Linked DNA regions of Homo sapiens: regions 2, 3, 4 and 5 are each linked to region 1. The links are chromatin loops, found by intact Hi-C in ENCODE. Cell type or tissue: chondrocyte. All regions are shown on one strand.

The links. Hi-C counts contacts between places; a loop is a spot of excess contacts. Peaks named below come from ENCODE experiments on the same cell type or tissue, not always from the same donor. Only the 100,000 strongest peaks of a DNase experiment are listed, where the experiment ranks them.
Region 2: a loop joins it to region 1, with 3 times the contacts of the local background. A loop is called at or near these places in 2 of 110 quality-filtered maps.
Region 3: it touches region 1 in a loop (3-fold over the local background); 3 of 110 quality-filtered maps call a loop at or near these places.
Region 4: a loop joins it to region 1, with 5 times the contacts of the local background. A loop is called at or near these places in 4 of 110 quality-filtered maps.
Region 5: a loop joins it to region 1, with 4 times the contacts of the local background. A loop is called at or near these places in 3 of 110 quality-filtered maps.

What each region holds. Positions count from the first base shown.
Region 1 is chr1:170,662,659-170,667,658 of GRCh38, reverse strand. It overlaps PRRX1 (paired related homeobox 1), which reads right to left and starts at 3,528. Exons shown (of 4, transcript NM_022716.4): 1 at 3,200-3,528. The coding sequence starts at 3,440. RefSeq lists enhancers at 2,035-2,895, 4,096-4,623. In chondrocyte, CTCF peaks have their summits at 2,377, 2,577 (motif pointing right) and 4,220; DNase peaks (open chromatin) are centred at 766, 2,468, 2,748, 3,256 and 2 weaker places.
Region 2 is chr1:170,159,509-170,164,508 of GRCh38, reverse strand. It overlaps NTMT2 (N-terminal Xaa-Pro-Lys N-methyltransferase 2), which reads right to left. Exons shown (of 4, transcript NM_001136107.2): 2 at 3,816-3,991. Among named protein-coding and RNA genes, the nearest start is that of MIR3119-1, 11 kb to the right of the region's middle. In chondrocyte, no CTCF peak of the experiment used is centred here; no DNase peak of the experiment used is centred here.
Region 3 is chr1:171,224,507-171,229,506 of GRCh38, reverse strand. All of the region lies in intron 2 of FMO1-AS1 (FMO1 antisense RNA 1), which reads left to right. Among named protein-coding and RNA genes, the nearest start is that of FMO1, 21 kb to the left of the region's middle. In chondrocyte, CTCF peaks have their summits at 2,321 and 2,538 (motif pointing right); no DNase peak of the experiment used is centred here.
Region 4 is chr1:170,926,929-170,931,928 of GRCh38, reverse strand. No RefSeq gene overlaps it. Among named protein-coding and RNA genes, the nearest start is that of MROH9, 6.1 kb to the left of the region's middle. In chondrocyte, CTCF peaks have their summits at 1,776, 1,982 (motif pointing right), 3,566 and 3,766 (motif pointing right); no DNase peak of the experiment used is centred here.
Region 5 is chr1:170,304,859-170,309,858 of GRCh38, reverse strand. No RefSeq gene overlaps it. Among named protein-coding and RNA genes, the nearest start is that of LINC01142, 23 kb to the right of the region's middle. In chondrocyte, no CTCF peak of the experiment used is centred here; no DNase peak of the experiment used is centred here.

The DNA of each region.
Region 1 (5,000 bases):
TGGGGGAGAGTCTGCTCTAGCCATCCTTTCCCGAGACACTCCCCTCTTCCCTGATTCACAGTCTGAGCCTCATTGTCACTGCAGGCTGGAGGCCCAGCTGTCCTGACTTCCAAGTAGCTCACAACAGCTTTCTTGGCAACTCTTGATGGGAGCCCAAAAACTAGGATTGCGGGTTCCCCTGGACGCTTGCTACCATAAGACTCGTCAGGCCCTCCCATTCTCATGCCAGCGGAGAAAAGAGAGGTTGAGAAAAGTGCTTATAAAAGCAACAAACTATTCGTTAGAACGCTACCCTCATCTCTCTAGGAAGCAAGGCCTGGAGTGTGTGTGTGTGTGTGTGTGTGTGTGCGCGCGCGCGCGCGTGTGTGTTTCTCGGCTACTTTCCTAGCTCCAGGTGCCTGTCACTTCGTCCCCATCACCTCACTCTGCCTTCTGCGGCCTCCTCCGGAAGCTGTCTCTTGATCATGCTTCCGCAGAGCATCCTCTTTCTGAGCCTCAGTTTCCTTTCTGGGTCTTCTCCCCACAAGGCCTCTCTAGTCATTGTAACTCTGAGATGAGCCCGAGTATCACGTGGGCGAGTTTCTAGAGTCTTCTCCCCTTCTCCCGGGACATACAGTCCCCAATTCCGCCCGGGATGCTGAGCTTGTCCTCGAGCGCTCCTGAGGACTCCACGTGCTCCACAGGGCCTCTGAGGCGCCAGGCTCAGGTCTCACAGAAGCCTGTCCCCAGTCCAGGGCAGCCTCCCAGCCACCGCGCGTCGCCTCCGAATCTGCTCGGGGGCGCTCCATAGCTAGCTTCCTCTGGCCAGCCCGGCTCCATACCCACTCTAAGGCCACGACGAATCCCGAGCTCCCTTCTTGGGAGTGGCGTCCACTCAGAGCCAAACAACCGGTACAATTTTCATCCCTCTTCCCCTGCAGTATCTGAGGGCCACCACGGCTGGCTTGTTCCCTAGGCTGGCCGAGGCCGCTGGCCTTGGCCCTGGTTTTCTCATCCTCCAGCCTCCTCATAGGGCAAAGCAGCATCTAGTCTCTCCTGCCCCACTCTGGTCTTCTAAGCAGAAGTTTCTTCGTGGTCCTGTTTTCTGTTGTGGGTCCAGCCTCTAGTATCCGAACAGTGGTAAATGTTGCAATTAATAAGTCGTCCTGGCAAAACAGAAACGACTGGACGTGCAGAATTGGTGAAGCTGGGGTCTACACCAAATGCTGTTCTCCCTACTTTTTTTTTTTTTTTTTTTTTTTGAGACGGAGTCTCACTCTGTCATCCAGACTGGAGTGCAGTGGCACTATCTGGGCTCACTGCAACCTCTGCTTCCCGGGTTTAAGCGATTCTCCTGCCTCAGCCTGCTGAGTAACCGGGATTACAGGCGCTCGGCACTACGCCCGGCTAATTTTTGTATTTTTAGGAGAGAGGGGTTTCACCACGTTGGTTAGGCTGGTCTCGAACTCCTGACCTCGTGATCTGCCCGCCTCGGCCTCCCAAAGTGCTAGGATTACAGGCGTGAGCCACCGCGCCTGGACTCTCCCTACATTTTTCGTTTTTCATTTTCCCTGGTAAAACGTTTAAAAACAATCATAGTATTTCTCAGTGCATTTTGTTAGAACTAAGAGTGCCTATGCAAACACTTAAGTAATGCTGCGGGTGCAGCCTCTCAAGCACCCAAACCCTAAAGAGAACGTCTCTGTCTCTGCGCCTAGCCCTTTATGCGGAACTTGAGGACACCTGGTTCTTCATTCCTCAGAGTTGGCCACCTTTCTCTGGTGTCCAGGCCAGACTTCCTCATTCAGTTCCTGTAGCAGTCTGCTAATGCATTGGGTGGATCGGCCCTAGGCCGCTTTTGGCTAAAAACACCCAGGGGCGCCCAGGCCGGAACTAAGGAAGCAGGGTGAAGACCAGGCGTCTTGAGCACACCAGAGGCTCTCTCTGCGGCTTGCTGTAGCGTGGCCCGCGGGGCCACCACTGTGCCCGGACCCTGTTTCCAATTGTTTCTATGTGCAGTTTGATTTGTATGTCTATTCTTTGAGAGTCTGAAATAGGCAACGTTTTGTGAAAATCATAGAATGCTGGAGGGCCCCCCGGTTCCACGATTTCCAAATTTGAAGACAAAAATGGTAACCAGCAACTACTGACATAGAAAGCAACCAGCCTCATTTGAGAACTTACAGCTAAGTTCAGACTCTTGCAACCTCGAGGAGAAGAGGGAGTATCTGTACATATCTGGCCACATGTCACCTGGGATGAACAGGGTGACCGGTCTGTTACAGACTTGGGGGCATGGGGATACAATTGCAGTCTCTTTTTAAGGCACTAGCGAAGCGAGATTTTCATGGGTCGCGAGGTTGGTCGGTGAGGATGGGGAAGGGAAACTGGACTTTTCTGGGCGTTTAAGAGCCAATAGGGAGAGCTCCTCTAAGGTGACACTGGCCTCCGCACTGAAGCTCGCGCCTCCCGGATGCAGCTCGCCTGTGCGGGATCATGCGGGGCTGGATTTCAGGTTTCACCCTTAAAGGACATTCCCTTTGCTTGGCCCGAGTTTTCCCAAGCCAGCCGGGCTTTTGACTCTGCCAGTCTCAAACCCATTTGCGGTAGAGGCAACAGCAGGGGGCAGAGAGCAGCTCCAGCGTCTGGGGCCGGGCGTTCTCTCGGGGCCTCCCGGTCGCGCCCGGCCTTACGGTGCCCGCGTGGAGAGTGCAGCCTGAGCAGCGCCAAGTCCTGCTCCCTGTGCCTGGTGCCCTCCCTCAAGCCGTCATACGCTGCCCGAGAGAAGCCCTTCCAACCCGACTCAGCATCTTTAACCTGCTGCTTTCCCAAACAGCGCTGGCTCTCTGAGTTTGCACCCCGCTAAGACCTTTTCCCAGCCCAGCCCCGCCGCCCCGCGTGCGGGATGAACCGAGCCGGTGCCTAGCCGAAGTAAAGAGAGTCCGCCGCGGACAGAGTCCCTGCCTGAGACCGCAGGGCCTCGGAGTGTCCCCGGACCTTGGAGCCTCTCTCCAGCGTCCTCCTTGGCTATGCCCTCGGCCGAGACCCGCTTTTCTCATCTGGTTTCCCCTGTGACTGGCCCTTCCTTTGAAGTCTGCCATCACCTCTCCTGGTCCCAGGACCTTGTCTTTCTGGCCGCGGACGGGCTCTAGCTGCCCTACACGGGTCCCCGCCCTCTGTCCCGGGCACACACCCCCGTGGGCATGCGCCCCTCACTCACTGTCCTGCTGCGGGGTGTCGCTGCCGCTGGTGAGTCCCGGCGACTCCAGCAGGCTCCGGCCAGCCTCGCCCACGTTCTCATCCGCCTGTGCCGCCACCATGTCCCCGGCTTCCTCCAGGTCTAGCAGGTGACTGACGGAGAAGTTCTTTTTCGCCTGCAGGGTGTCGAGGTTGCCCGGGCTGTCCAAGCGGCCGCCCAGCGCCGGTTGCCGCTCCAGAACGTGCCCGTAGCTGGAGGTCATGGTCTCCCCCACCGATCCCACCCACCCCCCTCTTCCCGCTCGAATCAACACCAAACGCTGTGGGCGCGAGGGGGGAGAGGAGCCGAGTGGGGAAGAAAGAGGGGGGTAGTGGAGAGAGAGAGAGAGAGAGGGAGGAAGAGGGAGGGAAGGAGAGGAAGGCCAAAAAAAAAAAATTGGAAAAGAGGGTGGGGGACCCCCTTCTGTAGAGCAGAGCGTTGTGCACCAGCCGCCTTCCGCAGCATTGGTTGATTTCCTGAGGCCAAGTCCGGCGCGGTCCAAAGAGATAATCCACAGTAAAATACAATATTAAAAAGTCACCCTATGTTCAAGTCAGGAGAAAAAAATCCCTTCCAACTCTCCAAAAGTGTCCACACGCACAGACTAAAAATAATAACAAGGGGGAGAGAGGAAAGCGGAGGCCAGCAGGGCGGGGGAGTTAGGCAAACAGAAGAAGAGAGAAGAAGGGGTGGGAGAGAAGAATCAAAGTGAATGGTTTTTTTAAAGGTTAAAAAAGTTATTCCCAGGCAAGAGTTCAAGCACCAACAGAAGAAGGCTTGTTCCAGCTTTAAAACATCTTCAAGAAAACGTGTTCCCCCCTCTCTGCACTCCTGTGGATTCTCAGGAGTGACTAAAGTTTCAGGAGGAGAGGGTGATGTCTTGCAGATGTATTAGAGAGCAGGATTCTCACTTTACTTTTTGTAAAGAGTAAAAAAAAAAATTAAGAATTAAAAAAAAAAGGCTTCAAGAGTCCGACGGAGGGTGCTGGTGGGTTCCCCCCTTTCCCCTTCTCTCTCTCCCCCTCTTCTTGCTGGGCTCCTTTTTCCTTCTCAGTTGGATCAAGAAGCTCTCTGGCACTTCAAAAGGCACAAACTGGCATGCAGAGGAGGCTTTGTAGGGAATACAAGAAAATTGGAGACCCCTGGGAGGGCAGATCTCGACTTAATAGGAGCCTGTAATTACGTGGCAAAGCCTTTGTGCTGTGCCTGACGTTTCACAGACCCCCTTTCTCCATCACAATCTCCTTCTTCCTCCTTTCCCTGGGACCAAAAAACAGTCTGATTAAGAAAACCCCCTTTGCCAACATCAGAGTTAGAGAGAAAGGGAGAGGGAGGGAACAAGAGAGAGGGAGGGAGAGAGGGAGGGAGGGAGGGAGGAAGGGAGAGAGAGAGAGAGAGAAAGAGAGAAGAGAAATGAGAGAGGGAAGAGAGCAAGAGAGCCCCTTTGGATTTCTAAAGGTCTAATTATCATTCCCCTGCAATAATATCACGGGGAGAAAAGACAAACTGAAACTCACAGTCACTTCAAACGTGCTGATTATTTTGCTTCGGCATTAACTCCTCCAGATTTGTTTAAGATCCTGTTGGAAAATCTCATTTGCATGTTTTGATAACAGCTGTGGGGAAATTTGGAAAAAATCCACCACCATCACAATCAAATTTTCTTCTCCTTCTGCCTTCCCCCAAACCGCCCCCCCCCAAAAAAAAATTTTCTGCTGTTCTAACAGTTTGGGGCGGAGTACAGGGAGAAAGTAAGCATATTAAGGCTATTTTTGGTTCCGTA
Region 2 (5,000 bases), 500 kb after region 1:
AGAAAAAGGCCTAGGCATGAATGCTGTGAAAGAAGCATCTTCTAAGTAAATTCATAACAAAAAGATGAGCAGTATATGGAGAAATTATGTCATTATTAGAAATGACTACTAAAATGTGTATGCTCAATAAGAGCGTCTCATTTCAAATTTTTCTTTTTATTACTTGGCCTTAAAAGCCTCTATTGGTCATGCTGCTCTCATTAGTGTAGTAAGTGGTTTCAGAAGTAGAATCCTGGAACAATAAAGCACCATGAACTTTATTGGACACCATGGCTGCCTGAAACTGTGATTTTATTAAAATCTGATGCCCTTGAATGAATATGACTAGAACTACATGCGATGTGTGATTTCAAAACAAGACGGTCTTTTTTTTTTTTTTTTTTTTTTGAGATAGAGTCTCATTCTGTCACCCAGCCTGGAGTGCAGTGGCACGATCTCAGCTCACTGCAACCTCCACCTCCCGGGTTCAAGTGATTCTCCTGCCTCAGCATCCCGAGTAGCTCAGATTACAGGTGTGCACTATCACACACCACTGATTTTTGTATTTTTAGTAGAAATGGGGTTTTACCATGTTGGCCAGCCTGGTCTGGAACTCCTGACCTCAGGTGAGCCACCCGCCTCAGCGTCCCAAAGTGATGGGATTACAGGTGTGAACCCATTTGGTTATTTTGATTTTCATTTATTATGCCATGTTTATACTTATGAATCCATATAAACTAGTAAAACACTATTAGGAATTTCAGTTTAGTTTTGATTCTGCCTATGTATTTTGTTTTGAAGAACATTATTTTAGGTTTATCCAGTGGAGTTAAAAAACTAAAATGAAAGGACCTCATGTCACTGTGTAAAAACTATAAAATATAACAAGTTAGTAGACCCAGATTTTTTAGCTATCCAATCTTTGAGAAATGTCAAAAAATAAATACTGTCAAAAAAATACTGAGGGGTTTTTATGAATTACTACTTTCTCCCACTAGAAAGCTAAAACAGGAAAGTTATCAACTATGGCATTGACATCATCTTGGTATCATTTGTTTATTTGCTAAAGTAAATACATTTGCAACTAGTTTAAACACCTTTTCCCACTGTCTCATGTCATTAAGTGTTGAAAGGAAAACAAAACTTTAAATTAAACAATCTTCTTTTCGCAGTTGACACAAGAATAAGTCATGTCAGATACTCGTATTCCCTAACTCTTTGTATCTTGACCTGAATACTAATCTAGTAGATTACAGTATGAAGGTCAAAGTACCAAAATATCAGTCCTTAAAAAGGACTGCATTTGTACTTAGAAGTCACAGCTTTACAATGAGCCTTGTGTACTAAGAAGGACTCCTTATATTTGTTTCAAAGGAGCAGGCTGCCTCTTTTCCAACATAAATATGCTAGCGCAAGGCTGTTTCCTTTCCCAGGTCTGTGGGCGTGCTTATGGGCTCTGTCTGACCAGCATCCCTGTGGTCAGCTTGGCATTCCACACGGAGTGACAAGACAGCTGGATTACTAACTAAGCTTCTGAAATACTTTGGGATCAAAGTCGGCCTCACCACGAGGCAAGCAGGAGGGATTGCTTTCAGCCAGACTGGAGGAGAGTCGAGGTCTATGGTCCACCAAAAAAGTAAATAAATAAATAAATAAATAAATAAATAAATAAAGCAGGGATTTTTTCAGTTTCATGAGACAAATGGAAAAAATATGTCATGGTTAAGAGCAGAGAGTTTGGTGTCAGGCAGACCTGGCTGGGCTTAATTCACTGTTCTGTCTCTTACCAGCTGTGTAATCTTGACAACTTATTTAACCTCTTCAAGCCTCAGTTTCCACAACTATAGAAACAGAGCTAATAATAGCACTTACCTCCAAGAATTGGCATGAAGAGTAAATGAGACAACGCTTCTAAAGCGCTTAGCAGATTGACTCTCTCAGAACCAGCATTCAGTGAAACCAGTCAGCAGCACTGATTTAGAAATACTCCAAGTTAACCTAACCTATAAATATCCACAGTCTTCATTCCTAGACTCTCTAGTCCTTTATGGCTGAAGCTGATGTCCAGACACTTTGGCCCCAGTAAATACATCATCCTGATCACATTTTTATCTACTGTCACTCTCTGGACTCACACACTGGGTGCTCCAGGAAGATTGGATTTGAAGTGAACCTCACCTCAATACTAGAGATATTAATGTTTTGCTACTAAATCGGTTGATGGCCTAACCCCACGGCCTAATGTTTATGTTTCCTTTATCAGAATAAAATGGGCACCAAATCTCAAACCAATGACTTTGTAATGTATTGGAACAAAACCTGTTACCAATTAGAACTTTTCATCTTTAATAGAACTAACAGCAGCTTTATCTTGGGGTTTAAGTCTTTTCTGTTGTTGCTTTGCTTTGCTTTGTTTGTTTGTTTGTGTGTTCGTTTGTTTGAGATGGAGTCTCGCTGTGCCACCCAGGCTGGAATGCACTGGCACGGTCTCAGCTCACTGCAATCTCCGCCTCCTGGGTTCAAGCGATTCTTCTGCCTCAGCCTCCCCAGTAGCTGGGACTACAGGCGCGCAACACCACGCCCGGCTAATTTTTGTATTTTTAGTAGAGACAGGGTTTCACCATATTGGCCAGGCTGGTCTCAAACTCTGACCTCGTGATTCACCCACCTCAGCCTCATAAAGTGCTGGGATTACAGGCATGAGCCACCATACCCAGCCTTTCTTGGGGATTAAGTCTTTTCTAACAACTAAATGAAGTTCCTTAAAATACAATGAATACATTATATGAAAGCCTGTTAGTAGTAGTAATAGCAATAAATTAGATTTATTGGGTACTAATTTTGTGCACTAAAGCAGGTACCTGACATGTATTATCTCATTAGATCTCCACATTATCCTGTGAAGTAGCTTCTATTGTCATGCCCTAGTCACAAGAGAGAAAACTGACACTTGGTGCATTTAAGTAACAAGCTCAAAGTTGCTTATACATTAAGCAGAAGAACCACGATAGACATAAAGGCCAAAATTTTGACCCCTACAATATACTGTCTGTCTTCATATGACATGACAGTAAGGAAGTAATAGGGGTTGACCCAATGCAGGACTACAAAAGGATACCATTCTTTCAAGGTAAAATCAAAACTATGTATAAAATAGTATAAAAATATTCTACCTTCATTGTTTTTAAACTGAACATAATCATGTATTTCCTTCTAACTTTTTTTTTTTTTTTAGACGGAGTCTCACCTGTCACCCAGGCTGGAGTGCAGTGGCGTGATCTCGGCTCACTGCAAGCTCTGCCTCCCAGGTTCACGCCATTCTCCTGCCTCAGCCTCCCAAGTAGCTGGGACTACAGGCGCCCGCCACCACGCCCAGCTAATTTTTTGTATTTTTAGTAGAGACAGGGTTTGACTGTGTTAGCCAGGCCAACATCTCATTTTTATTACAGGGAATCAATAAGTCAACCCAAGATCCCAAAAGGCATGATCTGTCATCAATCATTTGGGTATGAAACGTTTATGAGACTCTAAAAGAGATGTCTTCTTTATTCCCAAATTTTATATCAACACTGCTAATTCACCTTCCTCTGAAGCATGTAAGATTAGTTGGTGATAGGACAGTGAAATGCCAAGTGGGAGGGTAAGACAGTGTTATTATATTTATCATATCAAAAATGGTTCATCCTTTCTGAACATCTTAAAACCGGCTTGCAGGCGGCAGAACTCTTGGCTGGGTCATATGGCTTAGTCGTGACTTAAATAACAACACAGAGGCATGCGAGCTCAATGTTTGCAAGGACTTTGCCTTCTCATCAAGCTGCAGTTGAATAACTCACCCCAACAAATTTCCTAAGAAATTTCTGAGAGGCCTGGATGTCTGGGCTGGACAGTTCAATGAAATTTCCCATCATACCCTCTTCTGTGGCTGGTACTTCTTGGTAGAAAAGTTTAGCTCTGGCATAGAACTGCATCTCACCATTGATGACTTGGCTTGTTAAAGCGTACAATTTCACTGCAAATGAAACATTATTAATAGGTATTAATATTTATAAGATAAAAAAATCTCAGCTTTATGCATTGCATTTCCTTTTAAAAGCCTGTGAATCTGTGCTGTGGCAAAAAGAGCACTGGTTTGAAGTCAAAAGATTTGGGTTTGAGTTTTGGCTCCATGACTTATGCACTATGTAATGCTGGGAAAACATCTTAACTCCTCTGATCTTCAGAGATCGCATCTATGGATTATAATAATCGTGGCATTTTCATGACTTAATAACTCTATAGTTGAATAAACCCATAGCTATATCACTGTATTAAAATTTTTAACAGTGTTAGCTACAATAATGTAAAGAATGTCATCAATTTTGCAGTGAGTTCTATCTCTGAACTCCAAATGTTTTCTGAGAATTTTCTCATTAAGCTTATAATAAAGTTTAATGAAAAAATTACTTCTAATCGCAAGGTAGGGGTAACTGTTTTTATATCTTTTTCAAGCAACACATATCCAAATATGTCTTCATATCAATATTACAGAAATGTGCTTGAACTCTACATTGTGAAAATAAAATAATAAAGGAAACATAATATTTATTGTGCAGCCATTCTGTCCTAGGTAGTGTGCCAGGCACATTCACATATACTTTGTCATTTCATTATTTTCAAAAATGTATAAGAAAAATATGTGTTCCAACTTCTGAGGAATAAATGAGAGTACACGTAAGTGTGTTTTGCAGCTAAAATTCACCCATGCAGATATAAAATATTTTCATCATAAGACATTCATGATAAAATGATAGACAGTAGATTAAAGGATGGAACTTCTGGTTCAAGATTGTAGGCTGAGTACATGCATTTGTCTTCTCTCCCTCCCAATATTCCCTGAGAATTATCTTAAAACACTAAACCCATAATAGTGAGGAAAATGAGAGGGTATCACTGACAGATTCATGATTCCAATAAATTTCTGGACAACAAAAAGCAGACGGAACAAAGCTAAAGAATTTGCAGGCCAAAATATTTGCAAG
Region 3 (5,000 bases), 560 kb before region 1:
GGAGAAACAAAATTGGTATTTAAAAAGACGTAAATGCAATATTAAGCATTAACTCATGAAGAGTCTGGACAGCTGCTTGGTCCTTCCTGAGTCCTTAAAGCTTCCATTATTAAGAGCTCTGAATTCCATATTCATCATGACAGAGATAAAATGATTCAAATTATGAAAAAATATTGATGGCATGACTTTTAAAATTGCTAAAATTTATAACCAATTTTGGTTATAAATTGTCAAACTCATAGTTCTGATAAGAAAATAAAAACTTCAGGTGATACACACCTGCTGGATCATTTGAACACTTAAAAATGGAGTTCCTTCAAGTGACACATTAAATGTATGTTTTCTGGTTGTATAGAAGCTTTCCCATGCAGGAAGGCTGATGCCATAATAATAGCTAAAGTTTATTAGAAAATGTGTTTCCCTTGGCTGGGCACAGTGGCTCACACCTGTAATCCCAGCACTTTGGGAGGCCGAGGCGGGTGGATCATGTCAGGAGATCGAGATCATCCTGGCCAACATGGTGAAACCCCGTCTCTCCTAAAAATACAAAAATTAGCTGGGCGTGGTGGTGCGTGCCTGTAATCCCAGCTACTGGGTGGGCTGAGGCAGGAGAATTGCTTGAACCAGGGAGACAGAGGTTGCAGTGAACCGAGATTGCGCCATTGCACTCCAGCCTGGTGACAGAGTGAGACTCCGTCTCAAAAGAAAAAAATAAAAAGGAAAAAAGAAAATGTGTTTCCCTTATCATTCATTCCTGGAGAAATCTTCAGTGATAGAAGTACTCATTTTGTGTCTGGAATTGGTTCCTTCCGGTGGGTTCTTGGTCTCACTGGCTTCAAGAATGAAGCCATGGACACTCGCGGTGAGTGTTACAGCTCTTAAAGATGGTGTGTCCGGAGTTATTTGTCCCTCCCAGTGGGTTTGTAGTCTCGCTGACTTCAGGAATGAAGCTGCAGACCCTCCCGGTGAGTGTTACAGCTCATAAAGGTAGTGCGGATCCAAAGAGTGAGCAGCAGTAAGATTTATTGTGAAGAGTGAAAGAAGAAAGCTTCCACAGCGTGGAAGGGGACCCAAGCGGGTTGCCACTGCTGGTTTGGGTGGCAAGCTTTTATTCCCTTGTTTGGCTCCACTCACATCCTGCTGATTGGTCCATTTTACAGAGTGCTGATTAGTCCTTTTTTACAGAGTGCTGATTGGTGCGTTTACAAACCATTAGCTAGACACAGAGCACTGATTGGTGTGTTTACAATCCTTTAGCTAGACAGAAAAGTTCTCCAAGTCCCCACCCAACCCAGAAGCCTAGCCTGCTTCACCTTTGAATTTCACTGGACAAGTTGTAAAACAGTTAAATAAGATATTATAAATACAATGGCATTAGGCGAAGCTAACTACATTGATTGGATTGCCTTAGTCAAAGGCAATTATCAACTGATGGCAATCACACTCATCCTCACTAGAAATCTAGGTTGACTGCTTATGAAATTAAATATTTGAAATTATGAAATAGTTACTTCAAGGCTTATTCCGTTAATAATAAAACCTATGGATCTTTTGCTTTTGTAAACTCTGACATGACTCAATAGTGCCATGCTTTGACGCATTATGCCAAAGCACATTTTCACTAGGTAAGAAAAGCCCTTTGTGACTCACAAATTGATGACAAGCAGACCTTTCATGATTTAGAGCAATGAGGTTGGGTCTTTTGGAAATGACACCAGAGGAAGACTGCCCTTGATAGGGACTATACCAAGTTCTTCTTTGCAGCAAAACCTCAGGGTTTTGAGTCTCGTATTCACATCTTTTTACTAAGAAGGGCTCCTCCAGACTCCTGGTGTATATTTGTTGGAGGCCTTAAGGTAAAGATGACCAGGGAAGTTTTTCCCCAGAGGCAGATGGTATCCTAGACATAGACACTTTCCTAAGACCATAGAATAAGATTTCTCTGTCATCACGAAAGCCTTATTTCTCCCCTTTCCCCCTAGTTTTCTGCTGTCTGAATCACTTCCTTTTCCTTAAAGGAAAATCCACGGGAGCATAATCTGTGTGTGGCTTTATCAAAAGCTTATGCCCTAAAAAGAAATGAGAGCAATTGTTGGGTTTGTAGGCTAATGCCACCATATCAGAAAACAATTTCTCTCATGCCAATGTCTGTGTTCCCATTGAGAGTCATCATGAAGCCCTAGAGGAAGAGTGGAAAGCTTTCCTTAAAATTCTAGACATTACTGCTACTTACTTTTCTACACTCACTAGAAATAGTACCACGAACTTTCCAATTAATAACCTAATTGTTACCAAATATAGAAAACATATCTGAGTGATGTCTGTAAAAGGTATATCACATATTCAAGACCTGGGGACTACCAATGCAGGTATGAGTAATTGCTTGTATGATGTCACTGAATTAAATCTGGAAGCTCCTTTTCCACTAAATGTGGTTATGCACCCTTACAGCATACCCTTTGAGTAAGTTTCTCACTGTACCTTACTCAGGAGCTATGTGAACTTGTGGACAAATTTAATTGACTTCTGCTCAAACACCACTAGGTGGCCATCTTTCCTAGCCCCTGAGGGCCTACATTGGGACTGAAGAGAATTTACTTACCTCTTCCTCACTGGTTCAGATTTTGCTATATGGCCTGTCTCCCTCCTACCTTCTGAATAGCTTTTCCTGAAAGTTCCCATTGTATCTTTCATAACCAGAGGCCAAAGCAATCAATAACCAAAATTAGCACAAACCTTGAAATAGATGGAGATAAGTTAGTTTCCTTGGAGGAAATGTTCCTGTGGGGTTATTGGGGGCACACTCTTGGCAGTATTGGGGTGCTGGTTGTATAGAATTTGAAGATAGTCTGTAAATTAGGAAAAATCTTAGATTTTGTAGCCAATGTGACCGCCCAAAAGTTCAGATGCATAGAAGCTGCTCTTTGAAAGGTGTATGAAAACATTCATGTTCAACAAAAATACTTAATGGAGCATCACGCAGATCTTCTCTTTGCCTACATTGAGGACTTGTGTATAGTGCTAAACGAAACTGAATATTGTACTTACCTTTCTCCTGATTTTACTACTACAAAAAGCTTAATTTAAAATGTGGCTGATACTGATGTTTCTCTAGACACTGCCACCAAATACATCAAGGAAATTTCTCACGGGAAAGGAACACATGATGTGTTTACAGGAGCAGCTAATGGTTGATTTGCAGGTATCCAGAATGGTGGAATGGTGGATGGCAGACTTGGCTATTGGAAGGTTTTTTATTGTTTATTTTTAGCCTAATCATTTGGGGCTAATATTCCAAGGTTTTAAAATCTTTATGTGTCTTTTAGTAGGTCTTCAGACTAGTATGACTTGTGTTACCAGGCTAACTACAGAATCAGGCACCTCTTTAAAGGAGGGCATTTTACTACTAACTATGGCCCTTAATCACCGTCATGCCCTGAACAAAGACTATAACCAATAGGACTTGAATACTGTTGAATTGTCTTTATTATTGCTTGAACTTTAAATTGCTTAATTTAGATTATTTTGGTTTGTAGAGACTCCTGTTAAGTAGTGTACTTTAATTTTTTAATTTTTTGTATTTTTCCTCCTGATAACCATTATAATATTCTTCCTAATGTATTGTATCCCTTAAGAGTCTTTCTCTCTCTTTTCTTTTCTTTTCTTTTCTTTTGACAGGGTCTGGCTCTATCACCTAAGCTGGAGTGCAGTGGTATGAGTGGTATGATCTCCATTCACTGCAACCTCCACCTCCTGGACCCAAGCTATCCTTTCACCTCAGCCTCCAGAGTAGCTGGGACTATAGGTGTGCACCACCATGCCCAGCTAATTTTTGTATATTTTTGTAGAGAAGGGGTTTTGCCATGTTACCCAGGATGGTCTTGAACTCCTGGGCTCAAGCAATCCACCTACCTTGGCCTTCCAAAGTGTTGGAATTACAGGCATAAGCCTCCATGCCTGGTCCCTTAAGAGTCTCAAATGCTCATATGGAGCCATCCGTTGTACATCAACTAATCTCATTATAGTTAGAAAAACAAAAATATCAGGAAAACATAAAGAATAATCCAACAAATTCGACATTGTGAATTGTGAATTTTATACTGAGACCAAACAAGTCCATTATGATGGTGAAAAAAATTGGACCTAGGTTATGGTCAATTTCTCAAAATTCAAAGGCTGATAAAAGAGGGGAATTGTTAAATTAAACTTTGGCCTAATGCTGTCTCTAAATGAAGCAAACTATAACCTAATATATATAAATAAAGCATAATATATGTTATATGTATGTTTTATATATATACATTATATATGTATATAAACCTATATATATATATATATATATATATATATATATATATATATATATAAACCTACCTTGAGACTACATTCTTGTAACAAGCAACTGAGTCTCAGTTAACTGTAGCAGCTGAGCTTTTGGCCAATCACAGGCTGCAAACTGCTCAGACATGTCCAAATAAAGCAAGTGCTAAACTGTAACAAATCAGGCTATTTTGTTATGTCACTTCCTTTTTCTATCTATAAATATGGACTGCCCACATTGCCAGGTAGAGTCTTCTGAACCTTTACTGGTTCAGGGTAATGCCCAATTCATGAATCATTTGTTTGCTCAAATAAATTATGTTAAACTTAACTTGTCTAAAGTTTTTATTTTAATAGCACCATGCTCTTTGAAATGCCTGTTCCTTGGTGCTGTAAAGAAATAGCACTTGAACATAAATTCAATTTCCTCAGCAAGGCCATTTCTATACTTTCTGCAGAAAGGGTACACTCACCAGCAGTTTTGCCATGAGAGTACACAGAACAAAGGAGACAGGGTCATTTATAACTTGATGCGTCCACCTTACCACCTTACTGCTGTGTCCGGTTTCCATTGGCTAGAACAGGACCTCACATTCTGTATTTGTCCCGATTGGCTAGCAACTTAGAACACTTTAAAAGAGGCAAAAGCAGAGGAGAACAAAGGAAGGAGGAAGTAACTT
Region 4 (5,000 bases), 260 kb before region 1:
GGGCCACTGTCCTCCAGACCTCAGAATGGTAGATCCACCAACAGCTTGTACTGTGCACCTGGAAAAGCTGCAGGCACTCAATACAAACTTGAGAAGGCAGCCACGGGGGCAATACCTTGCAGAACCACAGGGGCGAAGCTGCCCAAGGCCTTGGGAGTCCACCCCTTGCATCATTGTTGTCTGGATTTGAGACATGGAGTCAAAGGAGATTATTCTGGAGCTTTAATATTTAAAGACTGCCCTGCTGGGTTTCAGACTTGCATGGCACCTGTAGCCCCTTCGTGTTGGCCGATCTCTCCCTTTTGGAAAGGGAATATTTCCCTATTGCCTGTACCATCATTGTATCTTGGAAGTTACTAACTTACTGTTTTTCTAACTTGGAAGTTACTAACTTACTGTTTTTGATTTTTCAGGCTCATAGAAGGCACTAGACTTGTCTCAGATGAGACTTTGGACTTTTTAGTTAATGTTGAAATCAGTTAAGACTTTGGAGAACTGTTGAGAAGAGTTGATTGTATTTTGCAGTGTGAGAAGGACATGAGATTTGGGAGGGGCTAAGGGCAGACTGATATGGTTTGGATTTGTGTTCCCACCCAAATCTCATGACAAATTGTAATTCCCAATGTTGGAGGAGGGGTATGGTGGGAGGTGATTGGGTCATTGGGATGGATTTTCCCCCTTGCTGTTCTCATGATAGTGAGTGAGTTCTCATGAGATCTGGTTGTTTGAAAGTGGATAGCACCTTCCCCTTCTCTCTCTTTTCTCTCTCTTCTTCCTGCTCCAGCTATGTAAGATGGGCCTGCTTCCCCTCCTGCCATGAATGAAAGTTTCCTGAGGCCTCTGCAGCCATGCTTTCTGTACAGCAGAAGTCCTTGCCCCACCATTCTAAAAATGCTTTCACTGTTTTGTTTTGATAGAAAAAAAATTTCTAATATTAAACAAATTGTGATCTCTTCATACAATGGAAATAGCAATTAAAATAATGGACTAAGATTGTATATCTAAACATGGATAGCTATAAAAAATTATGAAAAAATTGCAGAATGATATGTATGGTATGACACTTATCATATAATAACACACTGAACTATATTTTTGTTGGGTGCAAAACACTATTTTTGATATGAAGTAAATTTTCTAAAACAATTGGATAGGAGGATAAATACCACATGCATCATAGTGATCGTGAATAAAACTAGAATGAAGAAAAAAATCAGATAAACTTTTTCCATAATATTTTCTTTTTTTATTAAAGAAAATCTCGACGCATGAAAATTTGCTATATTATTTTCTGTGCTTTTCTGAATTTAAAATTTAAGAAGAAAGTCATAATGAATTAGTTCTGTCTGTTCTCTGGGAATTCCTTTGACTCTATCCAATTCAATATTTTATAATCTATGAGTGGAGAGAAAACAAAAGACAAGAGTAAGATAAATAACTGCTGAACCACAATCAAGTCTGTTATATAACGATTTTGAAATGGGTTTCAAATCTGGAATGTGAAATTCTGGTTTTCATTTTGCTTTTAAATAAGCACAAGTTCAAACCAGACAAAAAAATATGAATCATTGGCTTCTTACTATCTAAAAATCTCCACAGTTTTCTCTGCTCTGGCCAGGGAATGAGAACTTTGGACATTGTTTCTCTTCTTTCCCCCTCAGTGTTGGTTTGTAACACCTCCACAGTTTCCAAAGAAGGGAAGGAAACTGCTTTATAATCATAGCCACTTGAAAGAACATAGCACCTCTCTTCCAGAGATTTTTAACATTCCAGCAACGAAGGGCGAGCACAAATATAAATTCCGTTTTACAAGTAAGAAGTGGGACAGTCTGAATTGCCGTGATCCCTAAATCATTTTTCTCACATGACTATTTGACCAGGGTAAAGATGCAAAACAAGCTCAAACCTCACCCCTCTGGCCTGCTAGCCAGAGCTTCCAAGCCTCCTCCGTGTTCTCATTACAACATGAAACCACTAGGTGTCACTCAAGATAAAACTTGCAGGCATCATATTAGAGATTACAACTAGGGGAGCAGAAAGGAAATTCAGTGTTAGTGCGGAATTCAAGGTGTTAACAGAGAAAACTGAAATTTGCACACTTACATGACACAATGGAAAGTGGCCTCTCTCCAGCCTAGTACCCTCAGGAGAAGGTTTCAGATCCTCTGTATCACATCTGTATAGTGTGTGGACTCATTTAGGTTGGAATCAGCTTTCAACAGAAAAATAACTAAATGAGTTCACAAAACTCAAAAGGCATGTTATAGTGATGCCTCTGTCAGTAAAATGGGGTTAAAATTCCAAGCCTTAAGTTTGCTGGCGTCTCTCCTGGGAATTGCGTCTGAAATTTCAGCAGCTGCCCTCAGGGGTTAGTGAGTCAAATAATTCGGATTCTCATATCTCATGAGATATGAGTTTAAAATATCCACTTGTACTATTTCCTATGATTTTTCCCATTGTATGTCTTGTATAAACCACAACTAGCAAATAGTATGAATTTAATAAATATTTTTTCGGTGAATCAAGAGAAAGACACTAAATTTATTTAGTGCCGCTCTATGCCTTATTCTCTATGGCTTTCTTTCATTCTTTTTTTTTTTTTTAATAACTTCAGGAAAAGCCTGAGGGGGGTTATTGTAGCCATCACTTTGTACAAGCAATACTCACAGGATATAATCACAAGTGATTTTTACTTTTATTTCTCCCTATACTTGTAAACGTTATTAAGTAGGAAAGCCTTTGTCCTGTTCCTGGACAAATGTCAGGCACACCTATGACATTTCTGATTTCTTGTTGCTAATAAAAAGCCCTATGGTCACTGTACATAGCAGAATAATCACAATTTAATAATTATAACAGTCCCTTTTTGTATAATAACACAATGTATTTCACTCAAAATTACATTTTCCTTGTCCAAACTAGGCATGGCTGCAGTCAGGCAGCCTCCAGAAGTGGGTGAGGTATGTTTGTCTTCTTTTTCTTATTTGATTCCTCTGCACTCCCTAACTTGGGTTGAAGAGGGTAAGAAAGAAGAGAGATGAGAAAGGCAGTGAAATTTCTTTCTTTGAATGGTGTTTTTGAGATATTCAGATGTCCCTACTAAAATCATTTGACTGCACTTCCCAAGATGCGAGCTAAGCATTTTCTTCTAGCTGGCCATTCTCTTGCAGTTTTTCATATAGTTTTACCTTCTTTAATGAAGATTTATTAACTACTGTGGTGTTTTCTCCTTCTTCTATATTATAGAGTCCCCAGTGTTTAGCTGAGTATATGACTGCTTGGAATAAGCCTCGTGACCATGGCTCATGTGTAAATTCTTGGACGCCTCCTTGCTTTGTTTTCCTTTTCCTCTATCTTTTTTTCTGTTGGCTGCAGCAGACAGACAAAATTGCGGCCTGGATAATGAGGTGGAAGCCCTGTGCTAAGGGCCTTAATGATCATGAAACTGACTTGCCAGCCTTGCTCAACTTTGCTCATCCTTGTCCAAACTTGCTCAGTCTGGACTTCATTCACCTGAGATAAATAAATTTCTAATCTGCTATGTTAAGCTTTTAGCACTTGTAGAAAAACATAAGCCTAACTGATAGAACTATGGAACTATACTAGATTTAATCTTAGTGGAACTTATTTGTGAATAGTCAAAATTAGAAAAATAACCTTTACCGATGCATTCTAATGTTTGATCACCTTACATATAGGAATGACATTGTGTGAAGTTCTGGAAGAGGAGGATACTGAAGTGAAATAAGGGAGGTCCTGAACACAAGAGGTCACTCTCCTCCTCTCCTACTAGAAACATTTACCTGTGTTTCCCCAAGTGTAAGCTAAGAATTTTCTTTCAGCTGGCCATTCTCACTCAGTTCTTCTTAGATTATTATTCTTATATACTTACATACGTATATACTTTTATATTTATACACTTACGTACATGTAGTTACATACATACACTCCGTTTTTCACATACCTCATGCTTTCTGCATAGTAAATTGGATCTATTGCCCATGGCTGATTTCTTCTCTTCCAACGCTTCATAGCTACTGCTTCTTTATTCTCTGGTGGCAAATCTTATTATTTGCTTATTGAACTCCAACAATACATATTGACATAAGAGAAAATAAATGAGTAAATAAATAATGTTGCTATGGTTTTCTCATGCTTAACTTCCTAAAATTCTGTTTCTCTCAGATGAATTTAGGTGTAATGTGATATGACAAGTTGTAATAGGAAATTAGAGTGTTCTTTTTTCCTCCAATAGTCACATTCTGATGTGATTAGAGAAAATTTACCTATGTGACTTCCAGTTTAAAAAATATGCTCCATGAACAAAGGATTCTATGGTCACTGCCTCTTTTTGCAAATTCATATTGAAAATTAGCATACTAAAGTTGCACAGTATCCCTGTGGTAAATAAATGTATTTAACTTTCTTTAACCTAGCATTTTCCAATCTCATTTGATTATGGAAGCCTTTTGTCCTATAGCATCTACTAACGTATATTAGCAGAACACCATGTGTCCTGAGGCGTTAAGATCACAGTGAGCTCCTCTTGCTTTCTGTGGCAATGATCCATGAGGTTGATCACTGACATAATTAAATAATGATGACCTTTCCTAATTTGCAGATGAAAGTCAAACAGAAAGAATATCTTAGTTCAAAATTATACTTTCATTAGTTTTGCTTAAATCTTTGGTGTCATAATTATCTGCTTTACAAAATAAATGAGCAAGTAACAAGCATTATTACTAGAAAAAATTTTAAAAAGAGCAGATCATATTTAGATATACAGCTTATTTTTCCAAAGTAACAGTTTCTATGGCTGTGATTTTACATGATACACATACAGTATTATACATTCTTTAGAAAATTATTTCCAGATCTCATGATAAAATACTTTTTGATGCACTTTCATGGTGAATCTCAAGAGTGTATTGAGGATCTAGAGAGGCAACTCTCTTTGGACTCAATGGTGGGCGCTTGAGGGAGCAGGAAGGCATTGGGGG
Region 5 (5,000 bases), 360 kb after region 1:
CTGGAATTGATGCTTGGGCTGTTCTGCAAGGTCCTAGGGCATTTAGATTCACAGCGGCCTGAGCCCAGTTGCACACGCCGGCATGTATCAGTACAAGCTTTAAATCAGAACCACCCGTTACACCTCCTCCTCTCTCTCTGGCTCTGAGCCCTACCCTCAAAACCCCCTCCCTCCCTTCACTGCAGGCTCATTAAGGCCTTTCCCAGTGCAGAGACACTGCATTTGGGGGACTGTTGGAGTGTTTGATATTTTCCACTCTGCGTGTCAAGGGCATTTACAGTCGGCGTCAGAATGTTATGTCGGTCTGAGGAGGCACTTTGAAGTGTTTGTGGTAGAGGCCACATGTGCAAGCAAGATGTGCCTCCTCCCGATCCCTGGATCCCTGAGGTTCCTGCTCAGCTCTTTCCCAGAATCATGTGACAATGAACAACACCACTTAACCCTTTGCTTCGTAGTGTAGTAGCTGGTTATTATTACCCTTATTATTATTATTCATTATTTTGAAAAAGTACTTCATCCTCTTTCTACATCTTGGCTTTGGAGATGGTTTGGTGGCCTCTCCTTGCCTTCCAATCACTACTTCTTGGACCCTTTTTGTGGCTGTTACTGCTAACACTCTTACATAAATGCATATGTAGAAATATATTTCCAAATAGTACACACAAAGCAAATGCATATATCGTAATACTGTACAGATGGTGAAAGCAATGGGGTTCTTGACACTTTCATACCATTTCATAGTTCATTCCAAAAGCCAGCAGGCTGGCCAATCATCCCCTTCACCAATCCCAGAGTCTCTGATGCTCAGCCATCATCAACACAAGAAGCCCCCAAATGGCATCACTGTTTTTCCCATTTACTAAATGGTCATTCACAGGTAGTCTCTCCAATGTCACTCGGCCTATTCCGTGAAAATCTGGGGTCCTGAAACTCTGAGCTAAAATTTGAAGAAGAAAAAATATGAGACTTTCAGAGGAAATGTTATCAGCCAACCTGAGTCTCTTACTTGCTACATGGTTTGGCTCATGCAATGGAGTAGGGCTTAAGTTGATAACCTTCAAATCTCCTCTCAGCTTAAAGAGGTTCACTAATGCTCAGCTCTCAAATAGTCTGGAAAGGAAAGTCTTGGACATGGTAGAGTGGGCTGGGGTGGAGGCACATGGCTTCTCTCAGAGACAATGGGCATCAGTCTCTCCGGAGATCAGTTTATATTAACAAAGCACCAAGCAATACGGTGGAAACAAGACAGTTTTTTTTGTTTTTGTTTTTTTTTTGAGATGAGTTTTGCTCTTGTTGTCCAGGCTGGAGTGCAATGGCACAATCTCGGCTCATTGCAACCTCTGCCTCCAGGGCTCAAGCAATTCTCCTACCTCGGCCTCCAGAGTAGCTGGGATTACAGGCACACGCCACCACACCTGGCTATTTTTTGTATTTTTAATAGAGACGGGGTTTCACCATGTTGACCACGCTAGTCTTGAACTCCTGACTTCAGGTGATCCACCCACCTCAGCCTCTCAAAGTTCTGGGATTACAGGCATGAGCCACCACACCCGGCCAACAAGCAGTTTTTAATGAACATAAGTCACTTTCAGGCATTAAAAGATCAAGACCCTTTGGCAAAGTTGCCTTGGGCTCAACTCCATTATTTAGAATGATTTCTGGAGATATTTACTAAATATGGGATTATCCCCTGCAATAACAGCTATACTTCTTTATTTTGATTTAGGGGTCTGAAGAAAGAAAAGAGATGTGCTTTAACATTAGACTATCAAAATACTAATAATAGTTACTGTGACACAGACAATAATGTGCTAAGTAAAGCATTACCTTATTTAAGGCTCATAATAACCCTATGAGGTGAGCATTGTTCTCTGTATCTGAACCTCATGGAAGTTAATGGCATGCCCAAGGTGGTATTAGAAAATGGAGGGTCTAGGACATGGACTCAAAACTTTCTGACAGTTGGTGGGCCTTTGCCTGCTAGTCTGTATTATTTCCCCAAATAGTTAACCTTGTCTTTATTATTATGTTGTCCTAACAGTGACTCTAATTTATCGTCCTAACATTGACTTTAATATCTGCATTACTTATGTCCATGACACAGTTCTGCTTATTCAAGGTCAGGGTCAGTGACCTTTTCATCTCCTAAGACAACTCCTAGCATACTGCCTTCCCTGGCCTCACATGTTCCCCAGCTCTGAGTCAGGGGTGTTTCATCAATATCTGTTGAATGAAGGAATGAGTGAATGGCATGTAACAAGCCTGGGAAAGGTGCTGGAGCCTAAGGCAACAACATCTCTCAATTTCTGTAATGGAAGTCTGCCCTGGGACTCCCCCAACACAAACAGGACACTTTCCCAAAGCAGCCAGGGGATTCAAATCCTTTAATGCTGGGAATCCAGAAATCCTCCCCTGACAGCATAAACTTGCAGGCTTCTTGCACCTCTTTCTTCCAGTGCCACAGACTCTGAGCTTTATTGGCCTGCCAACAATTAGGCACACACACACACAAAAAAATGGATCAAAGAGGAGGACATTGGCTTACATAGTTTGTCAGAATAACTTTGCTGTTTGTATTTGCTATGCACAGTGTCAATTCTCTTCTACAAAATAGGGCATTTGCACCCCAGTAAAGAGCCTCACTGAGAAGAGCGACAAAAGGGAGAGAGTTAATAGTGCTCTGTTGCAAAGCTGTCTTATCTTGTAAGCTGTTCCCAGGAGGGCTGCTAGCATGGGATCAGAGGGGTATACCGTGTGTTTTTTTTGGGGGGGGAGGGGGTTGCTTTCTTTTTTTTTTTTTTTTTTACACATTGGTTGGAATGAGAAACCTTTCCAGTAACTGTGTTCTGGAAAGAAAATATTTGATATGGAATAGTGTCCATGACATGTGATCCCTAAAAAGCCCACTTGGACCAGTGCTTGAACCATGTTTTCAATCAAGAATTGCTACCTTCAGTACCTCCTGGCTTTCAACAGTGGAGACCCTGACCCAATAATTTCCTAAAAAGGCTTCTCCCTTTATATGGGTCTCTCTTCTTAGCAGAGCTTATTTATTTTGTTTCCAATGTACCAGAAAAGAGATATGTTTTTCTGTTGCTGAATGGATTAATCCAAGTATTTTTATTTGTCTTAGAGCAGAGTTGGCAGCTGGTTCTCACAGGAGAGGGGATTGGCAGCTAAATCAATTTTAAATTAGGCATTTGTCATGATTTAGCCTACTCATAAACCTTTAAAAAATCCCAAAACTTAAAGGTCAAAACTAACAGAACTAAGATCTGCCTGTTTTTTTGAATTAATAAAAAGAGTTGGTGGTTCTTTGCCTGCTAACCTGTATTACTACCCAAAATAGTTAACCTTTTCTTTATTATTTTATTATGCTACATTTTCCTCTACACTTTTAAATTTTATTTATGTTGTCTCTTTCTTCCCTTGTTTCATATTTTCCCTTGCTCACTGACTCATATCTTTCACTTTCTACACCCTCTGTTTTTTGCTCACTCGATATTGTGTGTTCCAGATTAGCAGTAGGGTGGGAAGCCAGTGGAAGATAATGCACTTTGGAAAGGAGAGTGTTATTTCTAATCTCTATCTGTAGCATTGTTCACTTCTGTATTAGTCTATTTTGTTTTGCTATAATAGAATATCTGAGATTGGATAATTTGTAAGGAAAAGAGGTCTATTTAGCTCCCTGTTCTGCAGGCTGGCAAGTTCAAGACTGATCAGCTACATCTGGTGGCTTCTAATGAGAGCCTCATGCTGCATCATAGCATGGTGGAGAAGTGAAAGGGGAAACAAGCATGTGAAAGAGAACAAACAGGAGAGGCAGCCTGGCCAAATAACAGCCCATTCTCAAGGGAGCTACTCCATTCCCATGAGAACTAACCCGGTCTCAAAATAAAGACATTAATCCAACTTAAGGACCTAATTACCTCTTAAAGGCATCACCTCCCAACACCATGACATTGGGGGCCAAGCCTCAACATGACATTTGGTGAGGACACATCATATTCACACTGTAGCAATGTCCATATAAGAAATTCCTCAGCAGCCTCCACCTGAGCACTAGCCTTTCTGTTGCTATTGCTTTCCTTCTTTATTTTCATTGTTTTCTTCTTTTTTTCTCTTTTCTCCTCTTCTATTTTCTCTGCTTCTATTCCAGAGGAAATAAAAATAACGATTATTTATTGATTACTGAACATAGGCTAACTATAATATTGCACACTTTTAAATTATGTCATTTAATAATAACTAGAATCCTAAAAGTTAAGTGATTCTCTTACCATTTTATAGATAACGAATCAATGCCTTGCCCAAGCCAGTGAGAAAATGGAATAAGGACCACACCCCAGCTTGCCCCAGTACATGTTGCCTTTAGAGGTGAGTTCATTCTCCATTTTTCTGCTGACTTCAGGCCTGAAGGTTCCAGTTGCCATAAGGGTGCTGGGTGCAGGCCCTTTCATTTAAGATCTAGATTCCTGGGGCTTGAGACGTTGACATTTAGGCTCAAGTTTCCTTTAGGTATGTTTTCAGCAAGGATATCCCAAGGCTAATGGGAGTGTAAGAGGAAGAAGGAGTCCTTTGGTTTTCTTTTATCAATTGTTATTCATTTAGATAATTTTTATTTTTTAAATAGAAGAAATAAGATCTAGTGTTTGGTAGCATAATAAGGTGACTATAGTTAAAAACAAATTATTTGTATATTTCAAAATAACTAGAAAAGTGGAATTGGAATGGTCCTAACACACAAAAAATGTAAATGCCTGAGGTGATGGATCAGTTACCCTGATTTGATCATTACATATGGTATGCTTGTATCAATGATTCACATATACCCCATAAATATGTACAACTATTATGTACATACAGAAGTACAACTATTATATACATAACAATAAAAATTTTTAAAAACACCCCAAAAATGAAGTTTGCATTTATCACATCATTTTAATTTTGCATTAGGGTGTAACTCACTAAAAATGAAAATAAAAATACTTTTCAGT